Linked DNA regions of Mus musculus: region 1 is linked to region 2. The links are chromatin loops, found by intact Hi-C in ENCODE. Cell type or tissue: heart. All regions are shown on one strand. Each heading gives the region's core, and the rest is flanking DNA. Links, peaks and the distances in the headings are about the cores only. Region 1 holds the start of Hspb1 (heat shock protein 1). Region 2 overlaps Ssc4d (scavenger receptor cysteine rich family, 4 domains).

Region 1 (11,225 bases), core at 1,688-9,687, 67 kb before region 2:
ATGGCACACACACCTCCCCTAACCCCATCACATACACTCATAAATAATGATAAGTATTAACAATAAATTAAATAACTTTTTTTTGTTTTGTTTGGTTTGGTTTTTTCAAGACAGGGTTTCTCTGTGTAGCCCTGGCTGTCCTGGAACTCACTTTGTAAACCAAGCTGGCCTCAAACTCAGAAATCTGCCTGCCTCTGCCTCCCAAGTGCTGGGATTAAAGGCATGCACCACCATGCTGGGCAATAACTTCTTTAAAAAGTAAAATGATCAATGATGATATAGCTCGGCAGTATATTGCTGGCTAGAATCCCCCAGTGAGGGGCTGGAAGTGTGGCTCAGTGATAGAGCCCCTGCCTAGAATCCCCCAGTGAGGGGCTGGGGGCGTGGCTCAGTGGTAGAACCCCTGCCTAGAATCTCCCAGGGAGGGGCTGGGGGCGTGGCTCAGTAGTAGAGCCCCTGACTAGAATCCCCCCCAGTAAGGGTTTGGGAGAGTGGTCCATTTCCCAGTCCTGAGAAACACAGGCAGCAGGGTTGCTCCAACTTTGAAAGCAGCCTCCGTTGTCAGGTCCACCCCCCTAAGGGATAGGGAAGGCTCAACCCTAGTGACGGATAACCAAGGTGGATAACAAGGAACCAATAATTAACTATGACTCACCAGGCCCTGGGCTACATCTTCACTTATATGATGTCACTGACTCTCATGCCTGCCCGGTGACATCAGCATTATTAGCAGCCTCGTCATTCCCATCTTGCCGAGGGAGAGTAAAGAATGGAGAATGTAACTTTTACAGACTCCCCCACCGGGCCACAGAACCAGAGAAACTCAAGCAGTCTGGTGGTCTGGGAACTGACTCTCCCAATGAGCCCACCAGGCTGTTTAATACGACATTCCTGTTGTATGTGGTGGCAAGTGACTATGATCCCAGCACTTCAGAGATACAAACAGGAAGATCAGGAATTAGAGTCATTCCTGGCTACTTAGAGAATTCTAGACTACTCGGGGCTACATGAGACCATATTCTCAAAAAACAAAACAAACAATCAAACAAAGGACAAAACCAAAGGAACAGAAAACAAAACAAACAAGGGCCTCGGAAGATCCCAAAGTGGATAAAGAACTGACTGCGCAAGCATGGGGACTGAGTTTGGGTCCGCAGTGTATAAACCGAGGACATGATGAGAGAGTACAGCCGGGGGCATCTGCAAGAGTCCAGAACTGATATGGCGGGCAGATTGGGCATGGACAATAGTTGAGAGAGAGCCGGGTGGTGGTGGCACACGCATTTAACCCCAGCACTCGGGAGGCAGAGGCAGGCGGATTTCTGAGTTCGAGGCCAGCCTGGTCTACAGAGTGAGTTCCAGGACAGCAGGGGCTATACAGAGAAATCCTGTCTCAAAAAAACAAAAAACAAACAAAGCAAAGAGAGATGAGGCAAAGAAAACCAAGAGAGAGGGATGTGAGAGAGAGAGAGAGAACCAAGAGAGAGATGAGGGAGAGAGGACCAAGAGAGAGGGATGAGGAAGAGAGGACCAAGAGAGCACATACAGGGATGAGAAGCTGGGAGAGGGGAGCCCCAAGAGCTGGAGAAGTTTGGGGTAAGGGACAGGGTGAGAAGGGCTGAGAAGAGTATTCCTATTGCCATGAGCCCCCAGGCCAGGGTGCTCTTTGGTATGCTAATAGACACCACAGATAGCCCTTTGACCCCAGTTTCTTTTGTACTTAACACACAGCAACCCACATAAAAACTGAGGGTGGCCCCATGTGATGCTGCTTGCCTTTAAGCCGGGCTCTCTGGAGGAAGAGGCAGGCCAATCTGTGAGATCCAGGCCAGCTTAGTCTAAAGAGTTCTAGAACAGCCACAACCACACAGAAAACAAAACCAAAAAAGAGCTGAGTGTGGCCTGTGCCTCCTGTCCGAGCAAGCGCTGGGGTGGGGCAGTTGCAGAACCAGGAGGATACTAGGGGATACCTACTCATCCAGCTTGCAGGTTCCAGGTTCGATGTCTCCTGAGAGATGGTCTAATGGTTAGAGGCACTGCCTGCCCTTCCTATAGTACTGTCTTAGTCAGGATTTCTATTCCTGCACAAACATCATAACCAAGAAGCAAGTTGGGGAGGAAAGGGTTTATTCAGCGGACACTTTCCACATTGCTGTTCATCACCAAAGGAAGTCAGGACTGGAATTAAGCAGGTCAGAAAGCAGGAGCTGATGCAGAGGCCATGGAGGGATGTTTCTCACTGGCTTGCTTCCCCTGGCTTGCTCAGCTTGTTCTCTCGCTCTCTTTCTCTCTCTCTCTTTTTTTTTGGGGGGGGGTCTTTTCTAGACAGTGTTTCTCTGTATAGCCCTGGCTGTCCTGGAACTCACTCTGTAGACCAGGCTGGCCTCGAACTCAGAAACCCACCTGCCTCTGCCTCCCAAGTGCTGGGATTAAAGTCGTGCACCACCACCACCTGGCCCAGCTTGCTCTCTTATAGAACCAAGACTACCAGCCCAAGAATGGCTCCACCCACAATGCCCCCCCCCCCCCGATCTCTAATTGAGAAAATGCCTTATAGCTGGATCTCATGGAGGTATTTCCTCAAAGGAGGCTCCTTTCTCTGTGATAACTCCAGCTTGTATCAATTTGACACTAAACCAGCCAGTACAAGTATCCAGGTTCAAATTCTAGCACCCACCTGGCATTCCAATTTCTGATACTCTCTGTAACTCAAGATCTAACACTCTCACACAGACATTCATGTAGGCAAAACACTGATACACATTATATATATATATATATATATATATATATATATATATATATATATAATAAAAAAAAAAAGCGGCCGGGTGTGGTGGGGCACGCCTTTAATCCCAGCACTCCGGAGGCACGGGCAGGTGGATTTCTGAGTTCGAGGCCAGCCTGGTCTACAAAGTGAATTCCAGGACAGCCAGGGCTATACAGAGAAACCCTGTCTCGAAAAACCAAAAAAAAAAAAAAAAAAAAAAGCATCAAATAGCCCAGCGGTGGTGATGCACACCTTTAATCCCAGCACTTGGGAGGCAGAGGCAGGCGGGTTTCTGAATTCGAGGCCAGCCTGGTCTACAAAGTGAGTTCCAGGACAACCAGGGCTATGCAGAGAAACATTGTCTTCAGAAAAAAAAAAAAAAAAAAAAAAAAAAAAGCAAAGCAAAACAAAACAAAAAAAAAGCATCAAAATAAAAAAAGAAAAATCCTACTTCAGAGAGAGAGAGAGAGAGAGAGAGAGAGAGAGAGAGAGAGGAGAGAGGAGAGAGAAAGAGAGAAAGAAGAAAGAAAGTCAGTTTCTGGGTCAGAAAGATACTCAGTGAACACTAAGGCGCCTGCCACGAAGCCTTTGCTCCCCAGGAGATACACTATAGAAGACAGCTATCTTGCCGGTGTCATGAGACCTCCACAGGTGTGCCATGACATGTGTGTTCCCACGGGCCTCCTTCTGGTTCAGACCAGGTTCAGTTGCTTCCCAGTTGCGACACAAAAGACCTAACCTCTCCTGGTTATTCTCAATAAAAAATGGGGCTGGCCCCAGGCCACCGCCCTTCAGCCAGCAGTGTCCTAAACCCGACAGTGGGAATCGCTCCAGCTACCGGTATTACGCCGTCATTTGTTTTCTTCAACAAGAGAAGTTTCCAGATGGGGGCAGAACCTTCCTGGCCCCGCCTGCCCGCCCCCTTTGCAAGCTTAGGGGGAGGAATGCAGAGGGGAGGGGCGGCGAGGGGCGGCCCCTGAGACGGTCATTGCCATTAATAGAGACCTGAAGCACCGCCTGCTAAAAATACCCGGCTGGGCACACATAAAAGCACGCTGGGGCTCCAGTCCGGCACTTCTCGGATCCTCAGCCCAGTGCTTCTAGATCCTCAGCCTTGACCAGCCAAGAACATGACCGAGCGCCGCGTGCCCTTCTCGCTGCTGCGGAGCCCGAGCTGGGAACCATTCCGGGACTGGTACCCTGCACACAGCCGCCTCTTCGATCAAGCTTTCGGGGTGCCCCGGTTGCCCGATGAGTGGTCGCAGTGGTTCAGCGCCGCTGGGTGGCCCGGATACGTGCGCCCGCTGCCCGCCGCGACCGCCGAGGGCCCCGCGGCGGTGACCCTGGCCGCACCAGCCTTCAGCCGAGCGCTCAACCGACAGCTCAGCAGCGGGGTCTCGGAGATCCGACAGACGGCTGATCGCTGGCGCGTGTCCCTGGACGTCAACCACTTCGCTCCGGAGGAGCTCACAGTGAAGACCAAGGAAGGCGTGGTGGAGATCACTGGTGAGTTTCCCTTGTGCCCAGAGGGGACGAAGCTGCCGAGGCGAGAGTGGTGGCTGGGGGGCTGAGGGTGGGGGCTGAAACCCTGAGGAATAGAACCCTGAGAAGTTAGAAATGAACCTAGGGACCCGGAGCCCGCATCATTCTCCTTTGCCTGCTTCTCTTGCCCCGGAACGCGGGGTGCAGGTTGCTCTTAAAAGCTCTGTCATCTTCGATGATATGGACCAACAGCTGGGGATGTAGCTCAGGGTAGAGCTTCGCCTGGCCTGCCGGGAGGCCTTGAGGCTTTGCGTTCCACCCGCAGCACAGAAACAAAATGAAGGAAGACCCAACACACCTTCTGGAAGACCTCATTCCCAAATAAGCAAGCGGCAGGATCAGGGTCCCTAGACCCAGCCGCAGAGGCTTTGAGTATACCTACCCTGGTATCCAAGTCTGGGTCAGAGCCAAGCCCTTCGCATCCCAAATCTCAGAAGGGAAGTTTCTGGAAAGTTTTAAGATTCCAGACAGTCAGGCACCCCGCCGCACTCGGGTTTGTTTGCCTCCCTGGGGGGTCCCAGCCACTCCTTAGCTAGGACAGCAGAGGGCTGCTTCTGACCTTCTGTCCCCACCCACAGGCAAGCACGAAGAAAGGCAGGACGAACATGGCTACATCTCTCGGTGCTTCACCCGGAAATACACGTGAGTTCTGATTCCTTGCATGGAGGGCGGGGAGGTGGGGGGGAGGGGGAGCGGACCCAGGGCGGAGGGCGAAGAGCCCCGGGTCAGGAGGGATGTGTAACCCTTGCCCTGATTTTCTGTGTGTCCAGGCTCCCTCCAGGTGTGGACCCCACCCTAGTGTCCTCTTCCCTATCCCCTGAGGGCACACTTACCGTGGAGGCTCCGTTGCCCAAAGCAGTCACGCAGTCAGCGGAGATCACCATTCCGGTTACTTTCGAGGCCCGCGCCCAAATTGGGGGCCCAGAAGCTGGGAAGTCTGAACAGTCTGGAGCCAAGTAGAAGCCATCAGCCTGCTGCCTATCTCCCATAGCCATTGCTGGCCACCCCTCTCTGTCAATCTGTGCGCTCTTTTGATACATACATTTACCTGCTGTTTTTCTCAAATAAAAGTTGCAAGCTACTGCTCACCACCGTCTGACTCCAGAGTTATTATGGTGGGCTAGGGATGGGTGTGCTAAATTGGAACACCCTTTGGGGTCTTTGCTAAGTGCTCACTATGGGCTCAGGCCCTTCCTGTGGGAAAAGAGATAACCTGGAGATTAAAAGTTTACCAGGGGGGCTGGAAAGGTGGCTCAGCGGGTAAGAGCACTGACTGCTCTTCCGAAGGTCCTGAGTTCAAATCCCAGCAACCACATGGTGGCTCACAACCACCCGTGATGAGGTCTGACACCCTCTTCTGGTGCATCTGAAGGCAGTTACGGTATACGTACATATAATAATAAATAAATAAATCTTAAAAAAAAAAAAAAGTTTACCAGGCTGGGTATAATGATGGTATAATTACATCTCCTGTAATTCCAGTATCCAAAAACGGATGCAAAAGCAGTGTGAATTTGAAGCCAGCCTGGGCTACAGGGTGAGTTCTATGAGTGCCTGGGCCACACATGTACTTGCTGTCTCAAAAACAAACAGAAGAGCAAAACAAAACAGAAGCTCAGTAGAGGGTTTGCATGGCATCCGTGAAGTAATGTTTGATCCCCCGCATTGGATAAACTGGGTATGGTGGCGCCCTCCAGAAGTGGAGAAAGGATCAGAAAGGAGTTCAAGGTTATCCTGGGCTACATGGCTAGTTTGAGGCCAGCCTGGGACACATGAAAACATCTTTTTTTTTTTTTCACATGAAAATATCTTAAGAGTAAAAAAAAAAAAAAAAAAAGGATCAAGAGCCAGTCAGATCCAAAGCAACCCCCTCTCTCCCAGCCTCTGGTCCTGTTCTCTATGAACAGAGAAATTTACTTCTCCACTGTCCCTACTAGCATATCAAAGTGCAGGCTAGCCTCCAGGCTTCCTCCGTATTAGCCCAGCTCCTCTCCCACCCCCTACACTAACCTCAGCGCAGCTTCCCTCCCTAGCCTCTCTTTAACCTTCCTAGTTGACTGTACACCCTCTTTCCTCCCTTGGTCTGTCCACACTCTGCCTCACTCTCTCTCTTGCTCCCCCTCACCCCTACCTCATGGGCGGGTCCAGTCCACAGGCCGTGGCCAATCTGCTAATTTCTCTCCCTGCTCTGGACTCTTCCAGCTGCCTCTGGCTGGTCTCCTCCCCCTATATCTACAATAAAATCTTTCTCCTCAGCCGTGCCTTGCATGGGTCATGCCTTACTTTATACATCTCGTGCCGGGACCCTCAGTTTATGCCCTAGTTCACACCTGTACTCCCAGCATTTAGGAGGCATTAGGTTGCAAGATCAGGAGTTGAAGGACAGCCTTGGCTATATAGCACATTCCAAACCCAACTGTTTTGAAACTCTATCAATACCACAAAATAAACAAATACAAATTTAAAATACTATTAAAAACAGCATTGTCCAGAGGCCAGGTGTGGAGGAGGAGGAGTATTGTAGAGAAGGTACAGGAGATGTGGCAATTCAAGGTAGCTTCCTGGGGTGTTGCCCCTGTCAACCCCACCCACAGACACCTGCAGAACGGAATGTGGACTCTCAGTAATGGACAGAGAAGGAGGATTGGTGTTGACATCTCGGTCAAGACTGACAGAGATCACAGCATCCGCCTGCTCTAGAGAGCTTGCCTTGACTAGCCTCAGCCTCACTCAAAGCAATTACACAAGCTTTAGCTCCACCCTTGTGTGCTCTGCCTTGTCCATCCATCATCCCCCAGGAGGCCCAGGGAGGGAGCTGAGGGACCCCAGGGGGCTTTGGAGCCTAGTGACCCAGAGTCTAAGGGGTTGACTCTGGATGGGTGGCTCAATGGTTAGGAACACGGACTGATCTTTCGGAGGATCTGAGTTCAGATCTCAGCTCCCACATAGCTGGCTTCACAACCTCCTGTGACTCCAGCTCCAGGGGAGTTTATACCTCTGGCCTCCAAAGGCAAGCATGCAGGTGCACACATAACATATACATAAAAATCTTTTAAAAGTCTTTTTTAAAAATTGCAGGAATGCAGCTAGGTATGACAGTACAGCTCTGTAATCCTAGTACTCGGAAGTTAGAGGCAGGACGATTCAGTACTCCAAGCTAGCCTGAGCTACATGGTAAGACCTGTCTCTGACAAGATGGTTTGGCATGGAAAGGCTCTTACTGCTGAGCCTGATGACCTGAATCCAAGCTCCGCAAATCCCATACCCCCAAAAGCTATCCTCTGACCTTCACATGCCCACCATGGCATCCACATAGACTCATACCAGTGCCCATATACATACAGGAACATACAAATGAAATGAGAAAGAAGAAGGAGGAAGAGGAGGAGGAGAAGGAGGAGGAGGAGGAGGAGAAGAAGAAGAAGAGGAGGAGGAGGAGGAGGAGGAGGAGGAAGAGAAGAAGAAGAAGAAGAAGAAGAAGAAGAAGAAGAAGAAGAAGAAGAAGAAGAAGAAGAAGAAGAAGAAGAAGAAGAAGAAGAAGAAGAAGAGCAAACTAGGTTTAATATGTAGGTCAGTTTAATATGTAGGCAGTTGAGTGTTCCACCCTCAGCACATCAAATGGGTGTAATGGTGGATGCCATCCCAGGTAGGAGGTTCAGGAGCTCAATGCCAGCCTCAGCTACAAAGCGTGTTTGAGACCATCTTGAGCTATATAAGACCCTGCCTCAAAGGGAAGGAAAGACAAGAGCTGTGTTTACGTAATAGTGCATGCCTGCATCCCCAGTGCCTGGAAGGCAAAGACAGGAAGACCTTGAGTTCAAGAATAGCCTGGGGAACATAGTGAGGCTCTTAGGAAAATATGAGCAGTTGGGGGGTGGGGGGGTGGCTCAGTGGTTAAACACTTGCCTTGCAAGCATGAGAACCAATCAGACCTCTAGAATCCACACAGATACCTGAGTGAGCAATCCCAGCCTCAGGGAGGTGAAGATCAGGAGTCGGGGCCACATCCAGAGCTCTGGGTTTGATTAAGCAATGTCTCAATGAAGAAGGTAGAAGAACAATTAAGAATAATTCCCAGACTCCATTTCAGGCCTCTACATATGCACACAACCACATCATACACACACACACACACACACACACACACACACACACACACACACACACTCACTCACTCACTCAAGAAAATGGAAGGGACAAAAGACATAATGCAAATCCAAGGGACCCAACTGTTTTACCTACAAGGTCCCAGAGTCCCAGGCTTGTAGCAAGACTTACCCACCCACATTCTTTCCTAAACCCACAGCCCTGCTTTCTCAGGGTCCATGGGCGGGGGCAGGGAGGAGCAGCTTTCCACAGGGAGCCATCTAGCACACCCTGTCCCCTGCTACTACCGATTCCCCAACTCTCTCAGCTTCTTGATAATGTTAGTTCTGATCCAGCCCCTGGATCGGAACACCTGGGGCAGGCATGAAAGCCAGGGCAGGTTCTGGCAGAAAGCCTCATTCTGGTCCAGCTGGCAGGACTAGTCTGAGCCTGCCAGTCAGGGCTCTGCCCCACCATTCCACCGGCCAGGGCTGTTCAGTCTGAGATCCTAAACAGCCTCACTTTGTGTAAGACATCTCTCCGCCAGTTGCTGACTCTGCACGCCCGTGGCAGAGCCTGGAGAATCAAGCAGGCTGGGTCCCAGCCTGGATCTGTGGACCAGTTGTCTTGTGGCTAGAGCTAAGGATGTCCTGGCTGGCAGAGGTGTGACTGCTTCAGAGGAGGCTACAGCAAGGCTGCCCTGAGGTGCCCTTGGACCATCTCCTGAGATTAACTCTGCGAAGAGCTGTAATCACTGCCTCCTAACGACTGGGTACACAGAGAGCAACAACTGAGAGCAGATCACCAAGAAGTGACAGGCTTGCTGGAGGGGTGTGGCCAGAGACAGGAAGACAGACTGGTTTAACTTTAAAGGCAGGGGAACTCAAGCGGAACAGACTCCATAGTTTGAAATGCAGATATATACAGATATAGATGTATGTATGCTTATTTCATATGTATAGGTGTTACAGATATTTGACTAAGCCTGTATGTATGTTTGTGCATCTCGTGCATAGCTGGTGCCTTGGAGGCCAGCAGAGAGCATCGGGTTCCCCAGGACTGGAGCTAGAGATGGTTATAAGCCAACATGTAGGTGCTGGGAACCCAGGTCCTCTGGAAGAATAACAAGCACTTTATTTTCTTTTTTCTTTCCCTTTTGAGACAGGGTTTCACTAGAGGCCTTGGCTGTCAGGAACTCATTCTGTAGACCAGGTTGGACAGCTGTGGATGTTTTCTGTCTTCTCCTAGCCACCATGCCTGGCTGTCCTCTGCCTCTTGAGTACTGGGATTAAAAGCATGTGCCACCACTGCCAACTTAGATATAATTTTTAAAATATAATTTTTAGGGCTGGGGAGATGGCTCAGTGGTTAAGAGCACTAACTGCTCTTCCAGAGGTCCTGAGTTCAAATCCCAGCAACCACATGGTGGCTCACAACCATCTGTAATGAGATCTGACGCCCTCTTCTGGTGTGTCTGAAGACAGCTACAGTGTACTTACATATAATAAATAAATAAATCTTTAAAAAATATTTTAAAGTATTTATTTATTTATTTTATGTATATGCGCACCAGAATAGGGAATCAGATCCCATTACAGATGGTTGTGAGCCACCATGTGGTTGCTGATAATCGAACTCATGACCTCTGGAAAAGCAGTCAGTGCTCTTAACCACTGAGCTATCTCTCCAGTCCCTCTTTAAAATATTTTTTACTTGGAACAACTTATATTCTTCAAATGACAAGAAGAATTAGTCTCAGCAGGGCAATGGTTGTGCACACCTTTAATTCCAGAATTCGGGAGGCAGAGGCAGGAGGATTTCTGAGTTCGAGGCCAGCCTGGTCTACAGAGTGAGTTCCAGGACAGCCAGGGCTACACAGAGAAACCCTGTCGCGAAAAACCAAAAACAGAAAAAAAAAAATAAAGAAAAGCCAAAAAGAAGAAGAAGGAGAAGGAGAAGGGGAAGAAGGAGAAGAACAACAACAACAACTAGTCTCACGTACAGCATTTCATAATATGCTGTCTGTCTTTGGGTGGCAGCTTCCATTCTGGAACTCTCGGCTCCTACAAGACTTTACCCAGAAGATGTGCTAAAGCAGAGATGAAGGCTCAGAGAGGACTGAGGAGCAGTGTGTAAGTGGTGCATCTGTGTCCTTCCCCGGGCAGGAGATGGGGCTTTGAGGCACTTGCAGGATGACTTTGCGGAGTGGGAATTCTGACATGTTGCCACTTAGCCAGCTCAGCCACAGCTTCTGGGTCCAGCGCTGTGTTAGGAACACGATCTCCCTTTTTTCTCAAGCTGCCAGAAAGATGGTGAACATTCAGACCGAGCAGCCCTTTCAGAAACCATAAGCGGCTCTGCTGGGAGAGATCTGGAAGGAGAAACTCCCTTGGAACTAGAAGAACATCAGCCTAGGCCTCAAGACGCCTAAGGAGACCATTGAGGGCATCTACATAGACAAGAAATGCCCTTCATGATAACAACGTCTCCATCAGAGGTCAGTGTAGAGACCGGACAGATGAGGATGCAGAGGATCATTGGCATCCTCTCAGACTATCTCTACCGTGACCAAAATACAGCGGAGGGGGAGGGGACACAAGCACGTGCCTGCTTCAGGAATGTACAGACTGGTGACATTGTGACCATGGAAGAGTGAAGGCCACTGAGCAAGACAGTGAGCTTCAAGTGTGTTCAAGGTCAGCAAGGCTGCTGACACCAAGAAGCTGTTCCAGTTTTGAGAGGACTCTGGTGACTTCCTAGAACAAATAAAGTTATTTTCCAACTTAAAAAAAAAGAAAAGAAAGAAAAGAAAAGAAACACTATCTCT
Region 2 (11,225 bases), core at 1,939-9,938:
GGAGGCAGCCATCTGTCCCACCCTGAGATTTTTTTTTTTTTCTCTAACAGCCCTAAACTGCATAGACCAGGGTCTGAGAGAGTCAAAATCTGAACCGCAGAGTAGATAGGGTCGACATGGCCATGAGATGGAAGAAGGGAGCAGAGTAAGTGAGGACATTGGTTTAGTCTCTAGGCAGGGAAGGAGAGTCAACAGGTGGCTGTAACTCTTGGGGACACTGAAGTCCAAAGACAGAACAAGAGGAGATTCTCCAAGATGATAAGAGAACATTCAGGATAGTGGGGCGGACCTAGGCTGGAGTTGGGAGTGTGGCTCAGCAGTAGAACACCTACCCAGGATCCCTTAGTGAACTGGCTGGTCAAGTGTTAGCCAGCCTAAAATACATCTGGGAGGAGCTATGAGCATGGCTCAGTGGTTGAGCCTGTCATGAGCGAGGCCTAAGGTCCACGCCCAACAATGGGAAGAGAAAATAACACAGGAAAGAAACCAGCTTGGGTCCCAGAGGGATGAGGTTGGCAGCTAAGTTTTCTGAGCAAAGGGACAGAAAACAAGTCCAAGGTTCCAACTCCAAGTGAACCTCAAGCAAGAGACTTTCTCTGAGCACTTTAGAAGAAGCCACATGGCAGTGAAGTGGCCTTGAGACCCACATTGTCAGTCCTCCTGGCTCTACTTCCTTTTTTTTTTTTTTTTAAAGATTTATTTATTATTATACATAAGTACACTGTAGCTGTCTTCAGACATACCAGAAGAGGGCATCAGATCTCATTATGGGTGGTTGTGAGCCACCATGTGGTTGCTGGGATTTGAACTCAGGACCTTCGGTAGAGCAGTCTGTGCTCTTACCCACTGAGCCATCTCGCCAGCCCCCTGTTCTACTTCCAATGGAGCCAAGCATCCACCCATTCTGCTGTGGGGATTCACATTCTCAGGGCAGCACTGACCACCTGTATCAAATGAAGATGGTCCAACAAGCTTTTGGAGATTAATCATAAAGAAGTAGGGGGCTTGATCAGCTTGGACCTTGATTGTAGTTGTGTGATTTTTTTTTTTTTTTGAGCAGATGTAAAGAAACATCTGTTTGACTTAAGCTTAGTGTCATATACCTATAATCCCTGCTGTGGGGAAGTATTTGTGTGTGTGTTTGGGGGGAGGGGTGTCAGGCAGGAGGATCAGGAGTTCAAGGTCAACCTTGGGCACATCATAAGTGTTTTTGGTTTTTTTTGTTTTGTTTTGTTTTTTTGTTTTTTTGTTTTTTTCTGAGACAGGGTTTCTCTGTATGGCCCTGCTGGCTGTCCTAGAACTCACTCTGTAGACCAGGCTGGCCTCAAACTCAGAAATCCACCTGCCTCTGCCTCCCAAGTGCTGGGATTAAAGGCATGCGCCACCACGGCCCAGCTGCACATCATGAGTTTAAGACTATCCTGTGATATATGAGACTTTGGAGAGAGGGAAAGGGAGGTAGGGAGTTAAGTTTGGGAAGGAAAAGGAGGAAGGACAGAAAGGAAGAAAGAGAAGAAAGGGAGGGAGAGAGGAGAGAGAGGGAGAGAGATTGATCTGACAGAAGAGCAGGCAGGAAGACAGATTGCTGGACACAGAGACAGGGAGAGGGAGAGAAGATGCTGAGCAAGCTGGTCAGATGCCAGTGTCATCCTGGAAGCTGCTGGGCTGGACCCAATCAGGGCAAGATGGATGGTTGCCTGGAGAACAATGCAGAAGTCACCAGACTAGGCAACTGGACTGTCTCTTCTCTCTGTATGATCTGCAAGAAAAGTCGGGCCAGGAGCAGGGCATGGTGGTACAAACCTGCCACGGAAGTACCAGGTAGTAGAAGTAGGAGGACTCAAGGTCATCTTCAGTTACATAGAAAGTCTAAGGACACATGAGAGTCCTCTAAAGGCCAAAGGCTAGGGGAGGCTGGAGAGATGGCTCAGTGGTTAAGAGCACTTACTGCTCTTTCAGAGGACTTGGGTTCAATTCCCAACACATATGTGGCAGCTCACAATGACCTCTTTTTGTTGTTGTTGGTGGTGGTGATTTTTTTTTTTTTTTTTTTTTTTTTGTGACAGGGTTTCTCTGTGTAGCCCTGGCTGTCCTGGAACTCACTCTGTAGACCAGTCTGGCCTTGAGCTCAGAAATCCACCTGCCTCTGCCTCCTAAGCATTGGGATTAAAGGCGTGAACCACCACTGCCCAGCCACAACGATTTCTTACCTTCAGATCTGATACCCTCATACAGACATACTTGCAGGCAAAATACCAAGGCACATAAATAAAAATAAATTAAGAAAAGTGAATTCTTAGCTGGGCAGTGGTGGCACAGGCCTTTAATCCCAGCACTTGGGAGGCAGAGGCAGGCAGATTTCTGAGTTTGAGGCCAGCCTGGTCTACAGAGTAAGTCCAGGACAGCCAGGGCTACACAAAGAAAACCTGTCTCAAAACAAACAAACAAACAAACAAACAAAAAAGTGAATTCTTTAAAAATGTGGGGGATGGGCAGAGCTAAAGAGATGGTTCTAACTTTAAGAGTGATTACTGCTCTTGTAGAGGACCTGGTTTTGAGTCCCAGCACCTGTCGTAGGTAGTTCACAAGCATCTGTAACTCCAGTTCCATTTCCAGAGGATACAACACGTCTTCTGACCCCCAAGGGCTCCTGCATGCACACAGTACACATATATATACTTAGGCACACACATATAAATAAAATTACATAATATATATATTTGGTTGGTTGGTTTTTTGAGACAGGTTTTCTCTGTGTAGCCCTGGCTGTCCTGAAACTCACTCTGTAGACCAGGCTGGCCTCGAACTCAGAAATCTACCTGCCTCTGCCTCCCAAGTTCTGGGATTAAAGGCATGCACCACCACGCCCAGAAAAAAGAAAAAAAAAAAAATATATATATATTAAAGCTACCAAAAAAAAAAAAAAGACAAAGACGGTGAAGAGTTTTGGCTTTGTTTTTTGGGTTTTTTTCAAGACAGGGTCTCAAGGTGTAGCTAGTCCTCAGGAGATGGCAGAAGGGGGATCAGGAAATTGTGGTCATCTTGCATTACAATGCAAAATTATGAACAAAATTAAGGGGGGGAATGAGCAAGGCAGTTTGATTGGGCAGACAGCTCCATGGATGCTCAATTTCTGAAATTTCTAACAACGGGGGCTGGCACGGTGGCCCAGCAGGTGAAGGTACCTGGTGCCAATCTGGAGGATATCAGTTGGATTCCCTAGCATTCGCATGGTGGGAGAGTGTTGACTCCCACAAATTTTCCTCTCAGATGGCTCTACTCGTGTGTGGTGGCCCAGGCATGCTTGCATCCATACATGAACATTATACACACATACACAGAACAATAAGAAATAGAAAATAGTAATTAAGCCGGGCGTGGTGGCGCACGCCTTTAATCCCAGCACTCAGGAGGCAGAGGCAGGCGGATTTCTGAGTTCGAGGCCAGCCTGGTCTACAAAGTGAGCTCCAGGACAGCCAGGGCTATACAGAGAAACCCTGTCTCGAAAAAACCAAAAAAAAAAAAAAAAAAAAAAAAAAAAGTAATTAATCTTGTTTTCTCTTGGTAACAGAAAGTTACCTAGCAGACATGAGGAATTCATCTTCCTAGGGCTTTATTTTGTTTATTTGAGACAGGGTCTTATGAAGCCCAGGTTAGCCTTGAACTTGCTCTATAGGAGAATCCTCCTGAGTCTACCTGCTACATGCTCTGATTACAGGTGTCTGCTACCACACACAGTTTATGCAGGGCTAGGAATCAAACTCAGGGCCTCATGCATGCTAGGCAAGCACTTTACCAACTGGGCTACATCCCAGGCCAGGTTTTCTGGTCCTCCCTCCCCCCACTCCCCCAGAAAGGGCTTCACTATGTAGCTGTGGCTTGGAACTCAATAGTGATCCACTTGCCTCTGCCTCCAAAGTACTGGTATTTCCCATTTGATTTTAGTGTATGCATGGATGCGAGTGTGAGTGCGTGCAAACGTGTGCATGAAGAACTTAGAGGATAACTTTCTAAAAAGGCCAGTTCTTGCCTACTTTTAGGTAATTTGGAGAATTGAAGTCAGGTTGTCAGGCTGTTTCAAGCAATTACTTTTACCTGTGAGCTTCATCACTGGCCCAAGGCACTGTTTTTGTTTTGTTTTGTTTTGTTTTTGAGACAGGGTTTCTCTGTGTAGCCCTGGCTGTCCTGGAGCTCACACTGTAGAACAGGCTGGCCTCGAACTAAGAAATTCACCTGCCTCTGCCTCTTGAATGCTGGGAGTAAAGGCGTGCACCACCAAGCCTGGACCTGGTTTTTTTAAGGTAGAGGCAACTTTGACTTTCCAAGTGAATGGCCACGTGGATGGAATAAGCTATCTATCCCATGAAAAGGGTTCCCTGAGCTGACTGCTGCTAACCTCGCAGGGACCCAGACTTGTCTAACTCATGCAGGGATCTTGAGACAGAAAATTGACTATGGTGGCAGACAGCAGGTGCCTCGTTGACTACAGCTTCTTCATCAGGCCTTCCTATCCAGCGAAAAGGAAGCCAATGACAGTGCAAAAGACTCAAGTCCCTATTGCTCTGTAGCTCACAGTGGGGCAGGTCAATCCTGGCTCTCTGCATGTTTCTCCATCTGCCCAGATTGAGTTATGTCAAACTTGCTCTGGTCTGGCAGGGCCAATCTTTTTTTTTTTTTTTTGTTTCTTTTTTTTTTTTTTTCTCGAGACAGGGTTTCTCTGTATAGCTCTGGCTGTCCTGGAACTCACTCTGTAGACCAGGCTGGCCTCGAATTCAGAAATCTGCCTGCCTCTGCCTACCAAGTGCTGGGATTAAAGGCATGTGCCACCATGCCTGGCTGGCAGGGCCAATCTTAAGACGACAGACACTCGGTCAGGGTGATGCTACACATAGAATTTGCTGTGGTACAGCAGGCTGTGTTAAAATCCTCAGTCTAACCCACCTGAGGTAGCTCACATCTATAAAACCAGCCACTGGGAAGATGATGGGGGTGGAAACTGCTTGAGGTCAGCCTGGACTGAAGTGTGAGATCCTGTCTCTGAGGCAAGGGAGTTCAGAAGTCTGCGTTCATTTCTGGCTACACAACACATTTCAGGGCAGCATAGGCTACATTGTCTTGTTTCAAAACAAAACCACAACCACAACACCCCTCAGTTTATTGTTCATGTTTGCCAGAGGTGGGGAACCTTTTCCAATTCTTTAATTGGTTTGTTTTTGAGACCATGTCTTATGTAGCATAGGCTGGCCTTGGATTAGCTGTATAATTGAGGGTGACCATCTGTCTCCACCCCTGGGACTTTAGGCATGTGACAGCCACCACACTGAGGTTTGTTTTCTTCCCTTTTTAGAAATCTATTTTCTTTTTGTAGTTGCTGATTTAAAAAAAAAAAAAGACATTTTAATTGTGTGTGTGTGTGGCCACATGGCCTCACCTTTACCTGTGGAACCCTTTCGCTGACCCAAACTGAGTTGGGGACTGAACCTTGGACTTTCTGAATGCTTGGACAGAGCTCTACCAGCTGAGTTACACACCAGCCTCCTTAATCTTGATTTATTTTAGATGTTTTTTACCCCATAGTGCCACCACACCCTATTCCAATTCTGGTTTTATTGTGAACCGGTTTTACAATTTCAACAGTCCTTTGTGGGTTAAATGTCCTCTGTGAAAGCGTCGCATGCCTTTCATCTCAGCAAGCAGGTCTTTGAGTTTGAGGCCTGCCTGGTCTACAGACTGAGTTCCATCCAGGGCAGCCAGCGTCATACAGAAAAACTGTTTCGAAAAAAACAAAACCAACCAAATGGTCTTTTATGAAAATATCAGTAGCTTTAGGATATAGCTCAGTTGGTCGAGCGTTTGCCTAGCGTAAGTGAAGTCCTGGGTTCCTCAGAATTGCATAAATGAGCAGGGGTGGCACGCACCTGTAACCCCAGTTGGGTGGGCAGAGGAAGAAATAAAATTAAAAAAACTCAAAGTCACCTTTGGCAAGCCACCCTGAACTGCATGAGACCTTGACTAAAGCATTTTTAAAAGGGGTGAGGGGGTGGGGTGGTGAGGAGAGAAGCAGCCTTGTGGCGCAGAGGTTGTTGTTGGTAAATACTCTTTGTAATCCGCAAAGGTCCGCGGGGACTGAAAATGTCGCCTAAACTACAGTGTCTTGGGAATGGTTGACCTTCCTTCCCTTGTATGGGCTGTACCGGGGACTCAATTCCTTTGTCAGACCAAACCTAGAACTCTGCACAAAAAAAAAAAAAAGACCCGCCCCGAGGCATGGAAAGGTCTCGAAGAGCGTGGCCCCGCCCCTGCCCCACCTAACCAGCAACCTTCCGTTTGCTGCGACTGGCTGAACCAGTTTCAAAGCTACCCAATCAAAATCCTTCAGTAAGATAGAGGCGTGGCTTCAGTTCCGACCCAGGGCGGGCTCTCCTCTGAGCTCCTGCGGTGACTCAGCAGGAAGGCGTGAGTTATTGGGGCCCGGAAGGGCAGGGCTACGTCACGTCCTACCCTGTCCGCCCCGGCCGTCGAGGCTTACGGGGCTCCAGTGGGAATCCCAACACCTGGACTCTGTTGGTTTTGTTTTGTTTTGATGACCCAGAAAAACCCTGGACCTTTCACTGATCTTTTGTTTCCTCCGTTTGCACAGTGGTTAAGAACACTTCCCGGAGCAGTGCCTGAGTGGGAAGACCCTGGAAGTTTGGAGTTTGACCTTACAGGAAGTCAATCCCAGTTGCCTCGTTTTTTTTTTTTTTTTTTTTTTCCCCTCTTCTCTTTTTGCTAATCCATCAATCCTCAAGGTTTGGCTCCCATTCGAGTTGTCAGGCAGGTGTGACAACAAATACACAAGGGAGGCTAGCCTGCTGCACTTCGAAAAACTCACCAGAACTTAAAGTCATCCTCAGGAACGTAGAGACCAGGACATAGGGTCCGGACGATGGTATAGATGATGAGGGGCCAAGCTGGCGTGATGGCTCAGCAGGTATCAAGAATCTGGTACCCGCATGGAAGGAAAGAATTCCTGTGACATGTACCACACATGTACTCAAACATGCATGCATTAGCCTTTTTTTTTTTTAAAGTAAGAGGGGCCTAGAGAGCTGGCCCAGCAGTTAGGGCACTTGCTCTTGCAGAGCCCCTGAGCTCAGTTCCCAGCACCCACGTGGTGTGGTTTACAACCATCATAACTCCACTACCAGGGGCTCCAACGCTTTGTGACTGTGGTGAACACAGGGTATACACGTGGGCAACATTCAGCCATGTATGAAAACATTTATACACAGATGCAGAGGTGTTTCAGTGGGTAAGAGCAATCATTGTACAAAGTTGGGGACCCAAGTGGGGATTCCAGCACCCAGGAGTAAAACCTGAGTGGCCAGGAATGCCTATAACTCTGGTACTACGGAGGGCAGAGACTGGATGACTTCCGGAGCTTGCTATCCTTTAGCCTAACTCAGCATTTGAGGAGAAAGCCTGCACCCAGGGGATCTGCGTGTGATAGAACTGGACGCCCTGTATCATCATCATCACCATCACTACACACAGGCACACTCAGTAATAAATCTTTGCGGGGTGGGGGTGGGGGGTAGGGAACCAGAATTGGAGTTTGTAGCTGTGGCTCAGTGGTCGAGTACTTGCCTTCCATGATTTAGGTCCTAGGTGGGTTTTGTTTTTTTGTTTTTAAATATTTATTTATTTATTATATGTAAGCACACTGTAGCTGTCTTCAGACACTCCAGAAGAGGGCATCAGATTGTTGTTATGGATGGTTGTGAGCCACCATGTGGTTGCTGGGATTTAAACTTAGGACCTTTGGAAGAGCAGTCTGTGCTCTTAACCACTGAGCCATCTCACCAGCCTAGGTTTAATCCCCAGTCCTACCACAGCAAAACAAAGCAATCAAACCAACCCAAGCAAGCAGGAATGGAGTCTAAAGGAAGCATCAGAGAACAGCAAAGGCATAAAGAGGGCAGCAATGAATGAGAACAAAATATAACAACTCACACATGAAAATGGATGCCAGCTCTCAGGAGGCAGAGGCAGGCAGACCTCTGAATTTAAGATTAGCATGGTCTATAGACTGGGTTACAGGAAAGCCGGGGCTATACAGCAAACAAACAAACAAAACCAACCTGTCTTGAAAAACTAAAACAAAAAGCAAACAAAACTAATATAGAAATTCATAGGCAGAGAAAGTGGAGAGGGTAGTGTGGCCTTTCTAGAAGTTCAGGCTGCTTTAAACTCCTAATCCACCTGCTTAAGCATGTACGTGCTGAATTACAGATCTTTGCCACCACTAATTCAGGCAGGGTCTCCCAGCAACCCCTACCCCCAGGTATCTAGTAGTCTAAGCTGGCCTTGAATGGTTATGTAGTTGAGGATAGCTTTGAACTCCTGATCTTCATTCCTGTGATCCCTTTAAAGAGGGAATATCACAGGTTGACCAGAGGAGGGTTGTTTTGTTTTGTTTTTTTCCGTTTTTCTGCCATTTTATTTTCTGGGCCTATTCAGTCAGCTTCTCTCACTCTGCAGCTCTGGCTGGCCTGGAACCCCACCCCACCCGCAGAACGCCCTTCTTCGGCACCCCGAGCACCGGCATTACAAACATGCACCATCGTGCCCTACTGCCTCTCCTTTCCTGGATCTAGATTTGTGTGTGTGTGTAGCCCAATGGAGGATGACCAGACACTCCACTGAGGAGCCTGAGGCTTGCCATGGTGAGTCAGCATTTCCCGGCCGTGATGGGCTCTGGAGAACTGGATGATGCTGCTCTTGGACCACAGCCTTTCATCGCCATGCCAGTTTTCTCCAGAAAGTCCTTCCTGGAGTTTTTCCAGTAGCCATGGTACAGGTTCTCAAACAATGACCTCAGTTAAAAGACTGGGGGAGATAATGCTTTATTGACTTGGCACCTAAGGACAGTGGCTATGGGCCTCCAGGGTTCTTTGTTACTGCAAAATGGAGGCTCTGTGCTGGGGGGGGGGGGGCAGTGGAAATCAGAGAAGCTGCAGGAAGGGCTCCTCTGGTCCCTGTTTTGGCCCCTGCAGCCCCCTTGTTCAGCGGAGCACCATCTGAGTCCAGGTCCTCACCCAGCAGGGAAGGTGATGGCCTGGTTCTTCTGCAGTCCCCTGCCAGTCTATAGAAAAGAGCACCCCAACCCCTTTGTCTCCCCACTTTTAGCAGGAGACCAAGAGAGGTCACGGTAAGGGTTTGAAGGCATTTACAGACAGCCCAAGCCTCATGGATGTGGGTGCAGAAGGGAAGGATTGGGGGTACTATATGAGTTCCCCCAAAGAGAAGTGGGTTATTCTCTCACATTTTCTGATTTGGCTGAGCAAAACATTGCTATGTTCACTGTATTGGGCCTTCCGCAGGTGATAACAGTCTCGGGACACACAGTAAGAGGACTCGGGCAGGTACTGCATCTCTCCCATGCACGGGGAGAAAGGGGTACCAGGAACCCGAGCTATCATAGGAAGGCATCCTGGGAAAGGACAGGCAGTTCCTCATAGGCTCCTTTGATATGGTATGGAGTACAGAGCCATCTGGGTCACAATGGCTGGCACAAGACACTGGCATCCTCGCTGTGGTCACAGTTGTGGACATCCCAGCGGATATGAGAGCACAGTAGCAAGGTGCTCTCATCTCCTCGGCATTTGACATTGTCCAAGAGGATTGGGCCTCGGCCTGGGCCAAAGTGGGCCTCTCCCGGGGCTGCGAGAGCCTGGCCACATCCCAGCTGACGGCACAGGACAATGGCTGCCCGTAGGTCCCAGGCATCATCACAAACAGTGCCCCACCGTTGTCCTAGGAAGAGTTCTACGCGCCCCTCACATCGGTGTGTTCCACTAGCCAGACGGAGGTGCCCTGTGTTGGAGATAAGGCCTGGGTCAGAAGAGCCCATGGGATCATGGGACCCAAGAGATGGCTCTACAGTTGAGGGCACTTGCCACCACAGGTTGTCCTCTGACCTTCACATTCCTTCATACTGTTTTGCCTTCACATGTGTGAACATATCATGCATATACACGGGTACACAGACACCAATAAATAATGCTGGACAAGTTGGCACACACCTCTGATCCCAACACTAAGAAGGCAGAGGCAAGCAGATCTCTGTGAGTTCAAGCCTAGCCTGTTCGACACAGCAATGGTCAGCCAGAGCTATGTAGTGAGACCCTCAACAGACAGTCTCAGCCCCTTAGCCACAGGCTGTTTGCAAACTATGACCATGTCTTATCCTGACCCTCAAAGTTTACTGTCCCCACTTCCACACCTACATTCCCTGGGCTAATTTGTTGTTTGTTTTTCCATGAGCCCTTGTATGTTGTTCAGGCAGGCCTTGAAGTTACTGTCCTTCTGACCCAAGTCTCCAGAATGCTGGAATGAAAGCCATAGGCCACCATGCCTAATTCTGCATTCTCTCATTTCTTCAGTTTGTTTGATCCCAAGTGGAGAAATCTCTAGGTTGCTGTAGTGTTTTATCACTCCAGGTCCATCTTATCCCTAAAGTTCCAACCTCATTTTCAGTGGCAGTAAACACCTACCATCTCTGGGCCGAGGACTGGGCATTCGGGTGGTCTCAGAACCAGCCTGCTGGACTTGGAGTCCCAGTTCCTCTGGGCCTGGCTCAGCAGGGGCATAAAAAAAGAGATGGTTGTCATGGTGGGGAACATATGCTCCCTAGAACCAGATCAATTCTCCCAACCTTCCCAAGTTGTACAGAAAGACAGAAAGAACCTCAAAGACCTGCCAACCTAAGGTAGGAGACTGGAGGACCCCCTAGGTCTAGGCATCAAGTAAAGGTGGAGATACGGGAACAAGGGATTGACAGTGTCCTGCCAGACTTTGTACACACCTGTTTTCATTGGTATCTCTGAAAAGTCAAAGGCTAGTTTTGGGAAAGCCGTCAGCCACTCCTGCTTCCTACCAATCACTAGCAGCAGAGACTATAAATTGGATAGCACAGCACGAGTGCTCCCTTGACCGCGCCCTAGTCACCCCCTGCAGACAAATCGCCCTTCCGGTTACACCCCTAAGGCTCAACAGCGAGAGTGCAGGAGCATCCACCCCCCCCACCCCACCCCCACCCCCTGCTATGTGCAATACTTCCGCTGCAGTGCAGCAGAGAGCGCCACGCCCATTCCTCCACCGCAGCTCCTGCTATCAGGCCCCGCCCACAAACCCTGTGCCCTGCTTCACTTTCGCCTTCCCAGTCCTAGGCCAGCCAGAAA

Evidence for each region. A loop is a pair of places that touch in the nucleus more often than their neighbours do. Peaks named below come from ENCODE experiments on the same cell type or tissue, not always from the same donor. Only the 100,000 strongest peaks of a DNase experiment are listed, where the experiment ranks them.
Region 1: a loop joins it to region 2, with 9 times the contacts of the local background. A loop is called at or near these places in 1 of 42 quality-filtered maps.

The regions. Positions count from the first base shown.
Region 1 is chr5:135,884,159-135,895,383 of GRCm38, forward strand. It overlaps Hspb1 (heat shock protein 1), which reads left to right and starts at 3,761. Exons shown (of 3, transcript NM_013560.2): 1 at 3,761-4,276; 2 at 4,891-4,954; 3 at 5,083-5,405. The coding sequence starts at 3,901. The coding sequence ends at 5,272. In heart, for the core only: CTCF peaks have their summits at 3,583 and 4,858 (motif pointing right); DNase peaks (open chromatin) are centred at 3,713, 4,393 and 4,903; H3K4me3 peaks cover 2,156 bases; H3K27ac peaks cover 2,552 bases; H3K27me3 peaks cover 668 bases.
Region 2 is chr5:135,951,351-135,962,575 of GRCm38, forward strand. Ssc4d (scavenger receptor cysteine rich family, 4 domains) reads right to left here. Exons shown (of 11, transcript NM_001160366.1): 10 at 10,539-10,616; 11 at 8,873-9,858. The coding sequence ends at 9,542. Among named protein-coding and RNA genes, the nearest start is that of Ssc4d, 18 kb to the right of the region's middle. In heart, for the core only: no CTCF peak of the experiment used is centred there; DNase peaks (open chromatin) are centred at 6,411, 8,701 and 9,841; H3K4me3 peaks cover 1,190 bases; H3K27ac peaks cover 3,327 bases.